Linked DNA regions of Homo sapiens: region 1 is linked to region 2. A link is an interaction called in ENCODE POLR2A ChIA-PET data of the cell type or tissue named here. Cell type or tissue: MCF 10A. All regions are shown on one strand. Each heading gives the region's core, and the rest is flanking DNA. Links, peaks and the distances in the headings are about the cores only. Region 1 has its middle 9.8 kb from the start of TMT1A. Region 2 overlaps TMPRSS12 (transmembrane serine protease 12).

The links. ChIA-PET counts read pairs that join two places held together with the same protein. Peaks named below come from ENCODE experiments on the same cell type or tissue, not always from the same donor. Only the 100,000 strongest peaks of a DNase experiment are listed, where the experiment ranks them.
Region 1: POLR2A ChIA-PET joins it to region 2 with 5 read pairs; 6 of 35 experiments call an interaction of 5 or more read pairs at or near these places.

The regions. Positions count from the first base shown.
Region 1 is chr12:50,913,790-50,916,707 of GRCh38, forward strand. No RefSeq gene overlaps it. Among named protein-coding and RNA genes, the nearest start is that of TMT1A, 9.8 kb to the right of the region's middle. In MCF 10A, for the core only: no CTCF peak of the experiment used is centred there; no DNase peak of the experiment used is centred there.
Region 2 is chr12:50,861,117-50,864,034 of GRCh38, forward strand. All of the region lies in intron 3 of TMPRSS12 (transmembrane serine protease 12), which reads left to right. Among named protein-coding and RNA genes, the nearest start is that of TMPRSS12, 20 kb to the left of the region's middle. In MCF 10A, for the core only: no CTCF peak of the experiment used is centred there; a DNase peak (open chromatin) is centred at 1,375.

The DNA.
Region 1 (2,918 bases), core at 112-2,611, 53 kb after region 2:
TCAAACAAGCAGAAGAACCTATGAACCCTAAGACAAGTCATTTGAAATTAAACAATCAGAGGAAAAAGAAATAAAAAAACAAAAGAGTGAAGAAAGTCTATGAAACATTTGGCTATCAAGTGAACCAATATACAAATTATAGAGGTACCAGGAGAAGAGATAGAGAAAATGGTAGAAAGTCTACTTAAAGAAATAATGGCTGAAAACTTCCCAAATTTAGGGAGAAATGGACATCTAGATACAGGAAGCCAAAGCTTCCCAAAAAGGTTCAATTAAAAGAGGTCTATGCCAGGTAAGGTGGCTCATGCCTGTAATCCCAACACTTTGGGAGTCCAAGGTGGGCAGATCATAAGGTCAGGAGTTTAAGACCAGCCTGGCCAGCATGGTGAAACCTCATCTCTACTAAAAATACAAAAAATTAGCTGCACATGGTGGCAAGCACCTGTGGTCTCAGCTACTTGGGAGGCTGAGACATGAGAATCACTTGAACCCAAGAAGCAGAGGTTGCAGTGAGCTGAGATCACTCCATTGCACTCCAGCCTGGGTGACAGAGTGAGATTCTGTCTCCAAAAAAAAAAATTATACCAACACACACTATAAATTGTCAAAAGTCAAAGAAAAAAAGTGAATTTTAAAAAATTTAGCTAGGCATGATGGTATATGTGCCCATAGTCTTATCTACTCAGGAGAGACTAGGGCAGTAGAATTGCTTGAGCCTGGGAGATTGAGGCTGCAGTGAGCTATGATTGTGCTTTCCCATAAAAGCCTTTGCATTTAACTGTAAAAATGGCAACCCTCTTCCAGGTCCCCTCTCCACAGCACAGAGCTTTCTTCTTTCTCTTATTAAACTTTTGCTCCAACCTCACCCTTGGTGTCTGCACTCCTTAACTTTCTTGGTGGTGAGACAAAGGACTCTAGGTACTACCTCAGGGACATTGTGATGCACCGGCAAGACTGTAACATTTTGGTTCCTTGACTGGGAGATATCAGAAGGGTGAGTAGGAGCAGATCTCCAAACTTTTTTTTTTTTTTTTTGAGACAGAATCTTGCTCTGTTGCCCAGGCTGGAGTGCAGTGGCACCATCTCAGTTCACTGCAAACTCTGCCTCCCAGGTTCACACCATTCTCCTGCCTCAGCCTCCTGGGTAGCTGGGACTACAGGCACCTCCCACCTCGCCTGGCTAATTTTTTGTATATCTAGTAGAGACAGGGTTTCACCGTGTTAGCCACAATGGTCTCAATCTCCTGACCTCATGATCCGCCCGCCTCAGCCTCCCAAAGTGCTAGGATTACAGGCGTGAGCCACCATGCCCTGCCACCTCCAAACTCTTTACTTTCATTTCTGAAGCTGCTTCTCAGTTTTTTTTTTTTTTTTTTTTTTTTTTCCCCCTGAAGACCAAACAAGACACTGGGCCCCTGCCAGCCAGTTAAAAGATTTTAGAGTGGCTGTCAGCCTTACAAGACTCAGGGGACAGGTTTGCTGGAGAGTCAATCCTGCATTGCCATCAGGTGGTGGGAATGTTGGCTCTGTTCTAATCTAGTTTCCTTTCACAGAGGACCTAGCCATCGCATGGGGCTAGAAGGAGGTCCTGGGGCAACTGAGGGTTTCTGGCTGAGGCTACTCCTTGGTGTTACCTGAAGAGCCCCTAGAATAACTTCAGCTTCTGAGAGCCCATCAATGGTGTCCACACCAGGACTTCCAGACTTTTCTATAGCATTTTCTTCCTTTCTTTTTCGTGGCTATCATGTCTCCTATCCTTTCTTTGTATGCTATGTTAAGGGAGTTTTTACAGCCTAGGCAGATAATCTTCTTGGGTAAAGTTAGTGAGTGCCTTAGTAACCAGGAATGTAACTTTAAAAATTGCTGCTTCTCTGATTTCCTTGAGATGGGGGGATTTCAAGATTTCAGTCTAAACTTTCACCTAGTGAGGGCCTTTTTGACCCCCAGTGATAGGCATTCATAGCACTATATGGGAGGATATTCCACCCTAAGTAAACACCCTCCTCTCCATTTGGGTTTTCTAAGAGCTCAGCATTGACAAACGAATTTTCTTCTGCTGGGTGGCATACTATGGGGGTAGCCTATTAAGACCCAGACCTCTCTTTCTAACCTCTGCCTAAAAAGAATTTGGAGTCAGAGTTTTTACCTAACATTTCAAACCCTACAACACCACCAAATGGGATGGGATTTTTCATGGGGAGTCTTGTCAGTTCTTTGCCCAAAATCTCTAGTTCCCCAATTCCTTTCATTGTTATATCCCTCTCTCAGTGCTCAGGCCCCATGCCCTATTTGTAGATAGTAAAACTCCCCTTTCAACATGTGGGAGGAAGCCACCCTGGTGAGACAGATTTTAGCCTCAGTGCTATCCCCATCAGATATTCTTACATTCTTTTGAGGCATCTGTTCTGCATCCAGCTATGTTGGCATCCAAGAAAGGAAGGGATCTTATGTTTAAAAGTCAATTGGTCCCATTCTCTAGGAATTCATTACTTTGCCTGGGCAGTAATAAGGAGATATAAGGGTAGGGTTAAACCACTCACTCCATTAAAGGGTCTTGCCCAAATTCAACTACTGCATAATCTCTCCCGGGCCCCTAGGGTACTTCTGGAAGCCTTATAGGCCAAGTGGGTCTAAGAAACCAGCAGGGTGGAGAGCTAGGGCCTCACTCAGATAAACATGACTCTTCCTGCTGACTAGCTTCTCCAGATCCATTGGTGAAGGTCATGCTTGCATCCATGGGTGGCACCTGTGATGTTCGCTGGGACCCAGAGGAGATGGGAGGAAAGAGAAGGGGGATACCCCTTCTATCTTTCTCTCCACACTGGGTCGCTCTGAAAGGAGGAGGGAGACTAAGGGACACATTCTCCCCTCTCTTTCCAGATGGGTAACAACCCATCTTTAGCCTGCACTTCCCTTGA
Region 2 (2,918 bases), core at 89-2,588:
CCCATTTAACAGACCAGTAATTGAGAATCTTAGAGGTTAAGAAGTTGGAACTCAAATCCAAGTCCCAAGTCTTTTATTCTAAAGCCTGAATATTTAATAACTATATTAAACTGCTCTTGAGGGAATCATTGTCCTGTTAGGAATATATGAGGTTAAGTACTAAGACTTCTTTTTTCTTCCTATTCCCCACAGGCCCTAGCCATTTAAATATTTGTGGATTATTTAGCTAGGATGTAGATAAATGTACGAAAGACCTGTGAATTATTATTTTTCTTTTTTTTTTTTCCATCTGTGAATACTTTTTAAAGAAGATAAGGAAAGCAACATGGTGTAGGGAAAGGAACATGGGCTTTAGATTCACGGACTTAATTCTGAATCCCAGCCTGCTGCTCTGTGCTAGCTGAATGACCATGGGCATGTTATTGACTCTTTAATAATAATTAGAACAATAATAGAAGCAACTACCGTTTGTTTAGGGCCCAGTACTTAATAAAATGCTAAGCATTGCAATGCATTATCTCATTTAATACCCCCAGCAACACTACAGAAAATACTATAAAATGAATGAGTAAAATAAAGCTTAAAGAGGTTAAATAAGTTGCTTAAACTAATAAAATAACTAAACGATGAAGTCAGAATTCAAGCCCAGTTCTGCCTGTTGCAAATCTCATGTATTTCCACTGTATTATTAATATATCTTTTTTTTTTTTTTGAGAGGGAGTCTTGCTCTGTCTCCAGGCTGGAGTGCAGTGGCGCAATCTCGGCTCATTGCAACCTTTGCCTCTTGGGTTCAAGTGATTCCTCTGCCTCAGCCTCCCCAGTAGCTGGGACTACGGGCACGTGCCACCACACTCGGCTAATTTTTTGTATTTTAGTAGAGACGGGGTTTCACCATGTTGGCCAGGATGGTCTTGATCTCCTGACCTCGTGATCCACCTGCCTCGGCCTCCCAAAGTGCTGGGATTACAGGCGTGAGCCAGGTGCACCCGGCCTAATATATCATCTTTCACAATGTCATACAGTTTCATGATCTTTAAAGTGAGAGCAATGATACCCATCAGAGAGTTGTTTTGAGAATTAAATTAGTTCTCCAGCAACATGGTAGTTTACATGTACATACCAAGCTCCCCACTGAAAACTATTAAAGAGGGAGAATACATAGGTTAAGGACTCGGTGTGACGATAGAAACTTAGACAGGGAACTGGAACACGGAAGTTGACTTTGATCTTGAGGGTATTCGCCAAAATGTTAACTTTTAATATTGACTTCAGTGGTTTCATAGGCCTTGGAAGGAAATGGTTAAAGAATAAAACTTGTCCAAGTTGGGAAGTAGGGAAGACACTCCCATAAAGCTGGAGTCTGTCCCATGGCTATACTTTAAAAATGAGTCACACTCATGACCCAGCATATAATTTTTTTTTTTTTAAAGACAGAGTCTTGCTCTGTCACCCAGGCTGGAAGGTGGTGATGCGATCTCAGCTCACTGCATCTTCCGCCTCCTGGATTCAAACAATTCTTGTGCCTCAGCGTCTCCAGTAGCTGGGATTACAGAGGTGTACCACCACGCCCAGTTAATTTTTGTATTTTTAGTAGAGATGGAATTTCGCCATGTTGGCCAGGCTGGTCTCAAAACTCCTGGCCTCAAGTCATCTGCCCACCTTGGCCTCCCAAAGTGCTAGGACTACAGGCGTGAGCCCCTGCACCCGCCTTGTTCTTATATATATAGTATACTTCAAATGTGATCTAGGTAGGTTAAAAAAAAAAGGAGGGAAAAATACACATGGCTACATTAATCAAAAGAAAGCTGGATTACACGTGTAATCCTAGCACTTTGAGGGGCTGAGGTGGGAGGACTGCTTGAGGCCAGGAGTTCGAGACCAGCCTGAGCAACATAGGGAGACCTCGTCGCTAAAAAAATTAGCCAGGTATGGTAGTGCATGTCTATAGTCCCAGCTATGTGGGAGGATCACTTGAGCCCAGGAGTTCGAGGTTATGGTGAGCTATGATAGCACCACTGCACTCCAGCCTGGGTAACAGAGAAAGACCCTGTATCCAGACAAAAAAAGGAAGCTGGAATGGAAAAAAGAGAAAGTAGGAATGGCTATATAAATATCAGATAAAGTAGACTTACAGCAGAGAAGATTACAAGGATGGTGAGAGACATTACATAATAATAAAAGGCCCTCAGTCCACCAAGAAGACATAGCAATGCTAAACGTGTGTACACCAAAAAACAGACATATGGTTTCTTAAAAACATACATGTGAACATACACTTACCATATGACCCAGCAATTGTACCCCTAGATATTTATCCCAGAGAAATACAAATGTCCACACACAAAAAAACTATTTACAGATGTTCATGAAAGCTTTATTTTAAAAGCCAAAAACTAAAAACAACCAAAATGTCCTTCAATAGGAGAATGCTTAAATAAACTAGTATAGCCTTACCATAGAATATAACTAAGCAGTTAAAAGGTATGAACGATTGATAGATGCAACAAGTTAGATGGACAAGGGCATTATGTTGAGTGAAAAGAAGCCAATTTTAAAATGTCATATATGATTCCAAGTATATAACAATGAAATGACAAAATTATGCAGACAGAGAATAGATTAGTAGTTGCTAGGGTTAAGAAGGTTAGGTAGCATGAAGGAGATTTTTGTCCTGATGGAATAACTCTATGCCCTGTTTTTTTGTGGTGGTTTCATGAATCTACACACACATTGTATTAATGTCAGTCTCCAGATTTTGATACTGTATTTCAGTGACAGAGATGTAACCATTGTAGGAAACTGCATAAAATGTACACTTGACTTTTTAGTGCTATCTTTGCAACTACCAATAACTCCATAATTATTTTAAAATAAAAAGCTTTTTAAATGAACCACATATAACCAACAAATCCTCACCT